2 separate regions of the Homo sapiens genome follow, and region 1 is linked to region 2. Evidence: chromatin contacts called from ENCODE Hi-C data. All regions are on one chromosome and are shown on one strand. Each heading gives the region's core, a stretch centred on a gene start or an enhancer-like site at or near the end of the contact. The rest is flanking DNA. Distances are from core to core; before and after follow the strand shown.

What was found. Hi-C counts contacts between places; a loop is a spot of excess contacts on that map. Pooled maps may share reads with other maps.
Region 1: a pooled map shows a loop between it and region 2 (18-fold over the local background). The contact joins the promoter of NUP153 here to the promoter of MCUR1 in region 2. A Hi-C loop is called at or near these places in 2 of 37 single-sample maps with no recorded cell type and 11 of 50 pooled maps.

Annotation. Positions count from the first base shown.
Region 1 is chr6:17,704,985-17,711,970 of GRCh38, forward strand. It overlaps NUP153 (nucleoporin 153), which reads right to left and starts at 1,941. Exons shown (of 22, transcript NM_005124.4): 1 at 1,293-1,941. The coding sequence starts at 1,403. NUP153-AS1 (NUP153 antisense RNA 1) reads left to right here and starts at 2,059. Exons shown (of 3, transcript NR_134618.1): 1 at 2,059-2,144; 2 at 2,410-2,642; 3 at 5,805-6,043. RefSeq lists a silencer at 1,263-1,772 and enhancers at 1,359-2,053, 1,863-2,132.
Region 2 is chr6:13,812,401-13,819,117 of GRCh38, forward strand. It overlaps MCUR1 (mitochondrial calcium uniporter regulator 1), which reads right to left and starts at 2,157. Exons shown (of 9, transcript NM_001031713.4): 1 at 1,615-2,157. The coding sequence starts at 2,029. LOC107986571 (a long non-coding RNA gene) reads left to right here and starts at 1,410. Exons shown (of 2, transcript XR_001743986.3): 1 at 1,410-1,689. RefSeq lists silencers at 1,345-2,014, 2,095-2,364 and an enhancer at 2,525-2,624.

The DNA.
Region 1 (6,986 bases), core at 691-3,190, 3.9 Mb after region 2:
TGACCTCGGTGATCCACCCGCCTCGGCCTCCCAAAGTGCTGGGATTACAGGCGTGAGCCAACGCGCCCGACCCAAATCTTTACTTTTAAAAATCTGTTGATAATGACACAATTTAACAACATCAACCATGTGAAAGTGTGTAATCTTTATTAGCATCCAGAATAAAGTAATCTAGGAAGTCTACCTTTAACAGTAGGCAACAAGTTATCAGATCCTTTTGCTACACTTTTGTTTTTCAACAAATTTAAGACACACACTTCCCACCTCAGTATCACTGATAAGTGGCTTTATTAAAATAAGTTAACATTTTCCTATTCAATACTTCTAACAATCAATATTTTAAAAATGGAATTTTCTCAGAATCAACTATCTCATTTACAATTAGGATAATCCTTTTTTATAATTTTAAACATCCAGGAGTTCATACAGTGGCTAAACTATAAGACCACCAACATTCCTGGAGTGTCAAAAGTAACTATACTTCTAGAATACGCCTCATAATATTAAAATATTTTGTGTATGAGATCAGAGCTGGAGTCCCGGTCAACTGTGGAGAATGGCCAATTCCAGCCTCCAAAATAAAGGCGGGGGTGGCGGTGTTGGGGGGGGGGAGGGGAGTCGCGCAGCAGAGAAAAGACGTAAGGGTGGAGAGGGACTTTCAAAATGCCCCAGTGCCACGGTTAACTATAACCTGGTTAATAAAATCTAAGCCAATGCTCTCAAGACGAGGAGGGCCACAGGCAGGGGAAACCGAGAATTAACTCATAGGCTGAGACTAAGTTATTCCACTTTCCATGTAACAGCGCCCCCCACAACTCCCCGTCTGCCCCAGAGTTAAGATTCCAAGGGGCAGCCCCCCCTCCTCAAACACACTAAAGAAGGGACACCAGAAAACAGCAAGTATAAGGGCCATCAACCACATCTTTTCCTTTCTCCCTCGAGAGAACATGAGTAATACCCTCAAATTCCAAATCCCCGCCAAAAAATAAAGAAACGCGCGCATCATGGGCCTACAATTTCTTTTCCCGCCCAGAGCCTGCCTGGGAAAGCCCCTGACCCAGAGAGTTGGGGGAAAGGCGGCCCAAACCACACGTGTGCGCCGCAAGGCTGGGCCTGTCTCAGCCCACTTCCCGTCGCCACCCCCAACGGCCTGAGCTCCCCCGGAGCCTCACTCGGGCCTTTCCTCAGGCCCTCCTGTCTGCTCCACGTGGGGCGCCGGGGCCTCGAACCGCCCGTCCCCTCCAGCCGAGTTTCCCCACCCGCCAGGCCACCGCGGCGTCGGGGTCCCATACCTGATGCTGTTGTCGCCCCTGCTGGTAAGGCTTAATTGGCCCCTGGTGGCAACGCCGCGTCCGGATCTTGCCGCCACCGCCCCCTCCGACTCCTCCGGCTCCCGAGGCCATGGCGGAGCCTCCGCCGCTTCCCGCTCCGGGGCGGGTAAGGGGGCGGGAGAGGCAGAGGCGGAGGCCTTAGAGAGCCTCCCCCGCCGCCCGGCCCCGGCCCAAAAGTCCGCCCGCGCTGTCCACACAGTGGGCACAAGCACCCCAGGAACCGCGAGGTTGCGAGCAGGAGCGGAGAGAGGGTGAGTGCTGGCAGCGGGGAAGGGGGTGGCGGCCGCAGAGGCCGAGGAGGCTCCGGTCCGGCCGCCTCTGCGGACCCCCGCCTCTGTGTGTGTCACGGTCTCTATGGAGATCTCCCGCAGAGGACAGCACGAACAGTTCCCCGCGGTGCTGAGGCCTAACTCGACCGCCGACTGGTGGGAGTTCTTCCGTCGCCCTAGCCGTAGCTGCCGCAGTTGAAGCCGCTGGCGACGCCCGCCTACCCCTCCCCTGTGCGCACAGCGCCCGCCCCGCCGCCGTCGTCGTCGTCGTCCCTGCAGCCTCCGCCGCCGTTGCGCCTATTACCCCTGCTAAGGCGGCTGCCGCGGTCGCGAGCCAGAATGTCGTCACTCATCGGCGCCCGACGCATTTGCATCATCATGCTGCGACGAGCTGATAGGCAAAGAGGAAGGGCTGGTCGAGTCCACGCTCTCGGCCGCGCGGCACGCTGGGAAACGTAGTTCAACAACGGAACGCGGCTTCTCGGAAAGGAAGAGGGACGGGGAAGGAGATCTCCGGGGCGCCGCAGAGGCACAAAGCCAAGGGGTACTTTTGCTGTTCTTGGCTGTAAATTAGACTTTGAAAAGACACTTAACATAAAAACAGTAACCTCTTCCCATTCTCCTTCTCCCTGTCGGTTGGTTAAGTAGGCAGGAAGTAAGCAGACAGTAAAATCAAAGACAAGAGCTAATGATTTAAGAAGGAGGAAAAAAAAATCTGTGGTTGAAAAATAAAGTCCATGATCCTTAGAATTAGAAAATATATACGGCTTCATTAATGTTTCTTTAAACATATAAAGGTTTTGTTGCAGACACACGGGGCTGGAATTCTGGTTCTGCCACCCAACCTATTTGACCTTGGATGAATCAAAACCGTCTGAGCCTTAGCTTCCTCCTCCATAAAATGGGAGCTTTAAAATCCACCTTATAAAGCTGTTGTGAGGAGCAGACGTGATCATCTATGGAGAGCATGTATATTTGCTAATAGACGAAAAATGCGATGAATGATTACAATTATAACCCATGCAGTCAGCTAACATTAGGGGTAAGTGATATATCCTTAACAATAAAAGTATACTATATTTGCTCCAAATATTTAGGAAACTGAGTAAGTGAGCTAGACTCAAAGACTGAATCCACAAAATGTATATTCTAGGAGTTGACGATTAGAAAGGTCCTGGTGATCACATAGTCCAACCCTCTCATTCAACCAACCAGACAAGATGTCCAGAGAAATTTAGGTGGCACAATCAATGACACTGAGATGGGTAATCAAAGCCAGGACTATAACCCAACTTTTCTGTAAGAGCTAAAGACAAATAGCCAAATGATTAGGGAGGAAAAATATGTTGTGAAAAATCTTAGACTTACTATAAATCTTTTTTTTTCTTTCTTTCTTTCTTTCTTTTTTTCTGAGAGACAGAGTCTTGCCCTGTCGCCCAGGCTGGAGTGCAGTGGCGCGATCTTGGCTCACTGCACCCTTTGCCTCCCAGGTTCAAGCTATTCTCCTGCCTCGGCTTCCTAAGTAGCTGGGACTACAGGCGTGCACCACCACGCCCAGCTGATTTGTGTATTTTTAGTAGAGATGGGGTTTCGCCATGTTGGCCAGGCTGGCCTTGAACTCCTGACCTCAAGTGATCCACCCGCCTTGGCCTCCCAAAGTGCTGGGATTACCCGTGTGAGCCGCCACGCCCAGCCTATTTACTATAAATCTCCCACTTACTAGCTGTGTAGCCTTGGGGAAGTTACTGATCCTGTTTCTTTCTTTTTTTTTTTTTTTTGAGACGAAGTTTTTTCCTCTTGTTTTGCCCAGGCTGGAGTGCAATGGCGCAATCTCAGCAACCTCCACCTCCTGGGTTCAAGCGATTCTCCTGCCTCAGCCTCCCGAGTAGCTGGGATTACAGGCATGTGCCACGACGGCCGGCTAATTTTGTATTTTTACTAGAGATGGGGTTTCTCCATGTTGGTCAGGCTGGTCTCGAACTCTCAATCTCAGGTGATCTGCCCACGGCCTCCCAAAGTGCTGGGATTACAGGCGTGAGCCACCGCGCCCAGCCCACTGATCCTGTTTCTAAGCTTCGTTTTTTTCATCAGCAAATAGAGCGAATATTGACCTCACAGGGTAGTGGTCTGGTGAAAGGATTAATGTATATCTAGTTCATAGTAACTGCTTAGATAGAAAGCATCCAATATCAACCATCAATCAGATATAAATAATTAGTTCCAAGACATTTATACTATCTCCACAATCAAACTGCACAATTCAGGTTCATTGTTTAAATCATACAAGTGAAATTGTAAAGCCAGTCTTCTAGTACCTTTGAACTTGTACCTTTCAGCGCCTAAAGAAACTATGCTATACCAAGCATAGGTGTACACATCAATGGCTTTCAGTGGCACCTCTGACCATAACCATCAAGATCAAGACAAGTTGCCAAATATGATAAACAAAATTAATCTATTTTCCGCTGTCTCATCCTAGCTTCATGCCTCCTCCCACCACTAACTTCCCACTAAATTCTCCAGGTATGCCCCCTCTTCCTCCTGAAGCACTTCATCTTTCTTAAAGACAGTTGTTTCCCTCAGGTGCTATCTTCCTCCTATGCAGAAATCCTATTCTTCCACAAATCCATAGCTAGATATTTGACAGCCAAGTAAAGTAATTCACGATAAGCTAACTCATAGGGAAGATCTGTACCTGAATCTTTAATTGGGTTATACGTAGAGGAGATTAAACCATAGCCACATCCCATCTGCCCTCTTCACTCTATGAGACCCAGAGTTTCCACCACAGAACAGAGGACTGACTGGAATCAAAGCTCACCCCTTTCTTGGAGGCTATTCTTTGATGTGCTGGACACCCTTCACAGCCAACCTTTGAAAGGAAGAGAGACGCGAAAGAATTGGGCCAAATGTAGACAATGCTTCAGAAATAGAAGATTGGTAGAACTTGAGGAGATATGGGAAAATCCACATTCCTTTTACCCATGCTCTCAACTTTTTACCCATTTCCACAATTATTTTATTTCTTGGAAGTAAAATAGTATTTGAGGGAACTATAATGCATTAATCTCACATTCATGTGATTGAGTCATTGGAAGCCGTGCCAGGCTTGAGAGCAGAGAAGGAATAAAGAGACAGGAGGAAATCTGCATTCAACCTGGACCTAGTTTTTTCAGCCAAATAAATGGCATATTGGGAGACACTGCAATTCATGAAAAGCTTGTTGCTACAATAGTCCTCCTCTGCCAAGAAACTTCTTTATTTTGTTCCCCATATAATATAGTAGAAAGTGGCCGAGCACAGTGGCTCACACCTGTAATCCCAGCACTCTGGGAGGCCAAGGCGGGTGGATCACTGGAGGTCAGGAGTTCGAGACCAGCCTGGCCAACATGGTGAAACCTGTCTCCACTTAAAAAAAAAAAAAAAAAAATTAGCTGGGCGTGGTGGTGCTCACCTGTAGTCCCAGCCACTCGGGAAGCTGAGGCAGGAGAATCGCTTGAACCATGGAGGTGGAGGTTGCAGTGAACTGAGATCATGCCACTGCACTCCAGCCTGGGCCACAGAGTGAGACTCCATATCAAAAAAATTAAAAAATTAAAACAACAAATATATATATATATGTATATATATATATGTAACCAGCTGCCAATTATAAATTAGCAAATAGGCTGCTGACCCATCTCTAATAGATAAGGAGTATCCACTAATTAAAAGTGAAATACAATTTAGTCTAAACCCAACCTAGATTGAAAAAGAGCCATCATACATTCTTCAGAAGGTACTAATACAATTCTGGCCAAAAGAATGTTTAAAGATGACAAGTACAAGAAGTTACGAAATTTTATGTAGTTATTCCACCTTACCAAAACAAAATGAGGTATCTGCTGTGATGTCTATTAAAACAAATTATCACACTCATGCACAGCATAACAATGTTTCAATCAACAATGGGCCCAATATACAATGGTGGTCCCATAAAGAGCTGAAAAATTCGTATTGCCTGGTGATACTGTCTTTGTCCTAAGGTCTTATTGCAACACATTACTCACGTGTTTGTGGTGATGCTGGTATAAACAAACCTACTGTGTTGCCATTTGTGTAAAAGTGGAGTATGTACAATTATGTACAGTACAGAATACTTCATAATGATAAGTGGCTGTTTCTGGTTTATGTATTTACTATACCTTTTTTTTTTTTTTAACAGGCACTCCTTGCCATTTCCTGTTGCTACCATACTTTATTATTTTAAAGTGTATTCCTGGTCAGGCATGTGGCTCACACCCATAATCTCAGCACTTTGGGAAGCCAAGGCAGGAGGATCACTTGAGGCCAGGAGATTGAAACCAGCCTGGGCAACATAACGAGACCCCTTCTCTACAAAGAAATGAAAAAATTAGTTGAGCTTAGTGGTGTGCACCTGTAGTCCCAGCTACTAGGGAGGCTGAGGCAGGAGGATCACTTGAGCCCAGGAGTCTAAGGCTGCAGCGAGCTATGATCTCACCACTGCAGTCCAGCCTAGGTAACAGAGTGAGACCCCATCTCTAAAGAAAAAAATAAAGAAAATGAAGCTATTGGGTTTATTTATTATTTATTTATTTATTTATTGCCTGTTTGCTTGTATTTTAGGGAAAGAAGGGCCACACAACGGAAAGATATTTAAGGATGTAAATCATTGTATTCTCATTAACTTACTGTGTTCTCTCTCTATTGGGAATAAAGTAATATTTAAGACTAAATTAACTAATATGAGCAAATTTTGATTAACTACATATATCACTTGATTCCAACATGCCATATATTTCCTCTTCCTGACTACATGTATCAATGTATACTAGACTTTGGTATATATGTGTTTATGTACATTACATTATAGTTTAAGGCATATTTTAAATTCAATCTTGAATGGAAACTCAGTTTTATTGGATGAAATAATAACCAAATTTAGGAAGGCAATCCCATCCTAACATTTAAGACAGTTAATGAATTAACTGAGATTAATTCATTAAAACACAAATATTTATTGAGATATTTATGTGTTGGTTTCTAGTCTTGGCATTTAGTATGTCAGTATACAAAACTGTAAAACAATCTCTGTCTACATATTATGCTACACTTTACCATTTTATTGAGTTATACTAAAGTTTACTATTTTATAATCTATTAATCATTAGCACTTAACACTGATAATTCACCTTAAAAATGCTACACTCAAGCCAGGCACAGTGGCTCACACCAGTAATCCAGCAGTTTGGGAGGCCAAGATGTGCGGATCACCCGAGGTCAGGAGTTTGAGACCAGCCTGGCCAACGTGGCAAAACCCCGTCTCTACTAAAAAAATTAAAAAATTAGCCGAGTGTGGTGGCACATGCCTGTAATCCCAGCTACT
Region 2 (6,717 bases), core at 907-3,406:
TAGCTGACACTAAAACAACAGTACCACCTTACCGATTGGTCAGCAAATCCGTGAGAAAGAACACTCTCTTTTTGCCCTATACTCTTGCATTGAGAGAAAAACAAATTGGAAATTACTAGCTTGTCAGAAAAAGCGCAACAAAAGGCAAAATACAGAATAAAGACCAAACTCATCTCCGACTCCTAATTACTGAAGGACAGTGACACCGAGTTCACTACTCATTCCCCACTCTCTGTATATAAAGTTTCCTTCACTTTATTGCTCTACTAATCAGTTTTTACCCCAGCCAATGATATTCTTAAATTATAGATATGGTCAACATTTAGTGGGCCTATCTGTTGAAGAAAATATGAAAAATGTGTAGTTAGTGATGGCTACTAATGAATATGTATAGACTGCCCAAAGTGATAATTTTGCCAAGTCTGTTGATTATCAGAAATGATTTTTTTCTTTAATCAACAATATGCTATCTAATAAATTGATTCTATTTACTTTCCTCATCTCCAGGGCAGTGATCTCTCTCACCTCCTTTAAATAGTCATGAGCCCCACAACTACCTTTCAGCCCAGGACAGAGGGGCACACACGACAGTGGTCTATGAGACTATAATACATATTTTTACTCTACCTTTTCTACATTTAGATGCGCAAATACCATTGTGTTCAGATTGCCTCTAGTATTCAGTACGGTAACATGCTGTTCAGGTTTGTAGCCTAGGAGCACTAGCCTCTACCTGATAGTCTAGGTGTGTAGTAGGCTGTAGCATCCAGGTTTGTGTAAGCACACTCTACAATATTCACACAAGGAAGAAGTCGCCTAATGACTCATTTCTCAGTAGGCGACTGTCCTGAAGAGATGCATGACTCTAATTAAATGCTACCTTCTCAATGAAATCGATTCTGATCACCCTATTTAAATTCACAACTGGAGACCCATTCCACTTCCCAAGCCTTATCCTATTTTTCTATACCAGGCATCGAATTACGAATATATAAAAATTATTTGTATATATAAATTATATATACATCAATTATGCATACGTATATCCACACACACATATTTACTGCGTCTGCTCTGCTAGAATTAAGCTCCAGAGGGAAGATTTTGTGGACTGATATATCTCACACATCTAGAAAAGCGCCAGGGACAGGGCAGACGCTAGGACTCCACGAATTAATGATTCCATCAGAATTTGAAATCAAACTGTAAAGCAATCCCTTCATTTCCCAGAGCTTTGCTGCTCAAACATACACACCCCTTCCCCTTGAACGCCCAACAGGCTGGGCGCTGCCAAACAGAACTCCTGGAAGGCGGCGCCCAAAAGCAGACCCTAGGAGTGGGCGGGCACCAACTCCCCGCCCCAGCACGCACCTCCCTCCAACTTTAGCGCCCGGGATTCCCAGGAATTCGTCTCTTCTGGGCTAAGCCCCGCCACCGCGGCCGAGCAGGGCGGGCCCGGACCTTCGACCCACGCTCCGGGCAGATGCCGGTGGCCTTGGAGGACCCGCCCTCCGGCCTGCCGGGCCTTTCCTCGGGGAGGCTGTAGCTGAGATCCCCGCCCCGCCGTCCAACCCCGCGAGACGAGCCCCCTCTCCTCTCCCGCCCGGGCCTCACCTCTCCTGCAGGAAACGAGTGCAGGCGCCGGGCCGTGGTACTGGGGAAGGGCGCCGGCGGCAGCGGCGACGCCCGGTGAGCACCTCCACGCGCTGCTGCGCCCGGCCGGGGGTGCGGCATACCCGAGGCGCGAGCGCTCCCAGTCCCCGAGCTGCCGGCGCGGGGCTGCGGCGGCCAAGCGCGGGGAGGGCACTAGCAGGAGGAGGAGCAGCGGTGAGGCACGTGACACGCCGCCGCGGGCCGCCGGGGCGCGAGGGCGCAGCGCCCCCAGACCGTCGGAGAGCGCAGAGAGGCAGCGGCGTGCTGAGGTTTCGCTGCCGCCCGGTCTTCCGCTGAGGCCCACGGGCAAGAAGAGAAGCCGCTGGCGGCCGGGCAGGCGCTGGGTCCTCTGGCCGCCGACCGAGCCGCAGTCCATCCCCGAGCAGTTCACTGGCCCGGGCGCGCGCTCATGCCTCTCGCTTTTGGCGCCGGCCACGCGCGGTCCAGGCCCAGAGTCCGACAGCGGGAGCGAGCGTGGGCCACAGCGCAGGACCGCCCTTTCCTGCCGGGCGCGCGGGCGGGGCTCGGGACGCGCGCCGGGGGTGGGGTGGGGCGGGGCGGCAGGAGCCCGCCGTGGCGCTCCGAGATGCGGGGACCGTGCGAGCCCCCACCCCATTCGCTAGGCGACGGCGGCGACCGGGAGGAGCCTGCGGGCACTCCGGAACTGGAAGGAGCTTGTTGCTGTCACGATTTGCATTTTCACTGCACTGCTGTCCTTAAAAAGGAATTACCCCGGTGCCCTTCAGAGTCCTGTGAAAAGTCTCAGACCGACAGGCTGCCCTAGATTTCACTGATTATCCTAAGTCCCCAAACATGTGGTTCTGGGGAGCATTTTAAGGAATTATTAGCAGGGCCCAGGGAAAGGCCCTCACATAATACATTCAAAACTAAATTTTCAGAGTTTTTGTTTCCAGATTAGAGCACCAAAAACATGGGAAGGTAGCAATCTGGGAACTTAAAACGTGGGGCATGAATGTTAAAATGAGACCTGTCGGGTATATTTGAAACTGGTAATGTTTAGTTTCGTGGACTTTTTGAAGGCCTGTTACACCATTCACAGATAACTGGTCCCTTATGTGAATTTGGAAGATGTTAGTTGAATAAATAAATGAAATGCATAAGGCACCAAGCTAGGAGATTTTATTAAAAATAAAAAACCGCAAAACAAATTGTTCTTATCCTCCAGAAGCTGTTTTCCTATACAGCCATATGTGTACACATACGTGATGGAAGAATGTGTTATGAGCCATGAGAGATGTACAAAGTGCTGGGAAGAGAGGAGCGTGCATATGGATGTGCAAGATAAGTGTCTATCAAAATTTGAAGAACTGAAAAACAGGATTCAAGTCATAGGTTGGTGCAAAAGTAGTTGCGGCTTTTGCCATTGCAAGTAATGGCAAAAACCGCAATTACTTTTGCACCAACCTAAGACACTTTTGTAAAAGGAGTATACATTTATAAAATTGGTAGAAAAAGCAGTTTAGCAATGAGTATCAACAAAAATTTGTAAACTTTTCTCAAGTCACCTAACTAAAAATGGGGATAATGGGAATAATCCAAAATATTAAATATCTACTAGGTTTGACTATACAAACTTGTCATTTTTATGGGTCAAAATGCTTAATATTGGTAATTTCACATATGCACAAAAGATAGTCATTGTATCATAATTTGTGATTGTGAAAAAATGGGAAAATAGTGCACAACATTAGAGGAACGATTAAACTGTGGCACAAACTTTAATGTTAGTCCTTTGTAATTTTTAAAAATTGAGGTATAATTTGCATACAGTAAATTCCACAGACTTAGGTGACATTTAGCAGTTGATAAATGTCATTTAGCAACTTGATGACATTTAGCAGTTGTATATACCACCCAGTCAAGATCTAGAACATTTTCATTGCTCCAGAAAGTTATTTTGTGCCAGTTTTCCAGACAATCCACCACCACCCCAAGGCAACTATTTTCTCTTTTTTTTTTTGAGACGGAGTCTTGCTCTGTCACCCAGGCTGGAGTGCAGTGGTGCAGTCTCAGCTCACTGTGTCCTCTGCCTCCCGGGTTCAAGCAATTCTCCTGCCTCAGCCTCCTGAGTAGCTGGGATTACAGGTGTCTGCCACCACGCCTGGCTAATTTTTGTATTTTTAGTAGAGACGGGGTTTCACCATATTGGCCAAGCTGGTCTCGAACTCCTCACCTTGTGATCTGCCCGCCTCGGCCTCCCAACGTGCTAGGATTACAGGCGTGAGCCACCGCGCCCGGCCAACTATTTTCAAATTTCAATGACCATAGATTAGTTTTGTCTTTTTTTGAACTTCATGTAAATGGAGACCTACAATATGCATTGCCTTGTGTCTTTCTTCTGCTTTGCGTCTGACTTCAATATCAATGAGATTCATCCATGCTGTTGTATCAGTAATTAGTTGCTTTTAATTGTTGAATAGTATTCCATTGTATGACCATACCACAAGCGGTCATCCATTCTATTAATGGCCATTTGCTTTGCTTATAGTTTTTGGCTATTATGCATAGGGCGTTATGAACATTCTTGTATAAGACCTTGTGTGGACATAATTTTTATCCCTGTTGGGGAAAGTATCTGGGTCAAATTGCTGAATCATATGGTAGCTTAACTTTAGACACTGCTGAATTGTTTTTCCAAAGCGACTGCACCCTTTCACACTCTTAGCAATAGATGAGCGTTTCGGTTGTTCCACATCCTTGCCAAATTTTGATATTTTCAGTCCTCATAAAATGGTACCTTATTGTGATTTTTAACATAACATTTCCCTGATGCCTAATGATGTTGACTAACTTTTCATGTATTACTATTACCAGCCATATTGAATACAATAACATATGTAAAGCACTTAGCACAGTGCCTGGCCTATGATAGGAGTATAATGAATGTCAGTTCTAACTACAGGTTGGATAGCATCCACTTTTCCTTGGATGTGACACCTGTTGTTTTATTTTCCAAAGCATTCCCTTTCTTTTGGTCTCAGCACCCTAGTTTTCCATGGGCAGTGGCTCTTCTCTGCTCTCAGTCCATGCGGTTTGGAGAGACTGATCGCTCTGCAGACCACAGGCATGGGCATGTCACCCAATCAGAGTTAATGAGCAGCCGGGCGCGGTGGCTCACGCCTGTAATCCCAGCACTTTGGGAGGCCAAGGAGGGCGGATCACTTGAGGTCGGGAGTTGGAGACCAGTCTAGAGAAACCCCGTCTCTACTAAAAATACAAAATTAGCTGGGTGTGGTGGCACATGCCTGTAATCCCCGCTACTTGGGAGGCTGAGACAGGAGGACTGCTTGAACCCAGGAGGTGGAGGTTGCGGTGAGCTGAGATTGCACCATTGCACTCCAGCCTGGGCAACAAGAGTGAAATTCCATCTAAAAAAAAAAAGCTTCAATTCTAGGATTCTTTTTTTGTTTGTTTATTTGAGATGGAGTCTCACTCTGTTGCCCAGGCTGGAGTGTGGTGGCTCAATCTTGGCTCATTGCAACCTCCACCTCCTGGGTTCAAGCGATTCTCCTGTCTCAGCCTCCCACGTAACTGGGATTACAAGCAAGCACCACCATGCCCAGCTAATTTTTGTATTTTTTAGTAGAGACGGGGTTTCACCATGTTGGCCAGGCTAGTCTCAAACTCCTGACCTCAAGTGACCTGCCTGCCTCAGCCTCCCAAATTGCTGGGATTACACGTGTGAGCCACCACGCCTGGCCCAATTCTAGGGTTCTTAATAGGAACTATTGGGAAGAGGTCGTCTTATTTTATTGTGATGTCTAGGTATAGGATGATTTGAACCATGAGCTCCTGGGGCTACCATGTGGCCTAAGACTAAAGCCCTTATGAAGAAAAGAAGACTGAGAAATGAAGAGACGGGTCCTTTTGAGCGTCTGATTCTAGCTTAGGCTGAAATTGGCATTTTATTTATGTAATCCAATAAGTTGCTTTTACTTAAACCAGCTGGGATAGGGCTTCTGATTCCTATCCCGGATACATTAGTGTACATTAGGATAATCTAGACATGTTAGACTTCTGTCTATGTATAGAGAGACTAGATACAGGAATCTAATGGCCAATGAAGAAGAAGAAGTATCAACTAATTAATGGATCAGGCAGGAGCCAGACAACCCCCATGTGAACCATGACAAAGTTGGACTTTATGACAAAGTTGGATTGGTGAATATACTTGGATCTGGGGCCAAAGTGGGGCCATCTTACTCTCTCTCTGTATCTAGACTTAGGGACCTCCCATGAGTAAAGCTGGATTCACAGAGCAGACTCTGACTTAGCCACCATCTGTGAGAAGTTTAGGTGGCCTTATATATTCTAGGTGTCATCAGGAGAAAAGAGATGGAAGATGGCCAGAGCTATCCCTGAAAGATCTACTGGGTCTGTTTTAGCAGGTAGTAACAGAAAGGTCAAGGGCTCATTGTCCCCGGTGCAAGCAGGTCAAAGAGAGAACAAAGGAGTTGGAACATTCCTGGATGTGACCTTTAGCATACTGATACTCTTACTAGTAAACACTGATGGGGGAATGTCAACTTCCACTAATCAAACTACTATTCTCCGTAATTGAAGAGTGTTAAAGGGTGAAGAAAGGATTCTCCTTCTGGGTAAAATGGAATAAGCACACTCCACCCTGTCTTTCCACCTGAATGCAGGCATAAAAGCTGGACAGAATGCATAGAGCCACTATTTGAGGACTCTGAAAAGTAAATAATAGCAGGCACATCAGTGAAGAAGACAAAAATCAAAGTACCACTGAACTGATGTTTAGTTTAGTATTTTTTCCAATGTATGAGCTCCCCTAGCTTGAACTGTCAACCCATAGTTCTATTACTAGCAAAAATATCCTTCAGTAATGAAGTGATGAAATAAAGACATCCTCAGATGAAGGAAAACTAAGAGGAGTTGTTTTTAGTAAGCTTGCACTAAAAGAATTGCTAAAGGAAATTCACCATATAGTAGGGAAATGATACCAAAAGGAAACTTGGAGCATTAGGAATAAAGGAAGAGCAACAGAAATGGCAAATACCAAGATAAGTATAATATTCTTCT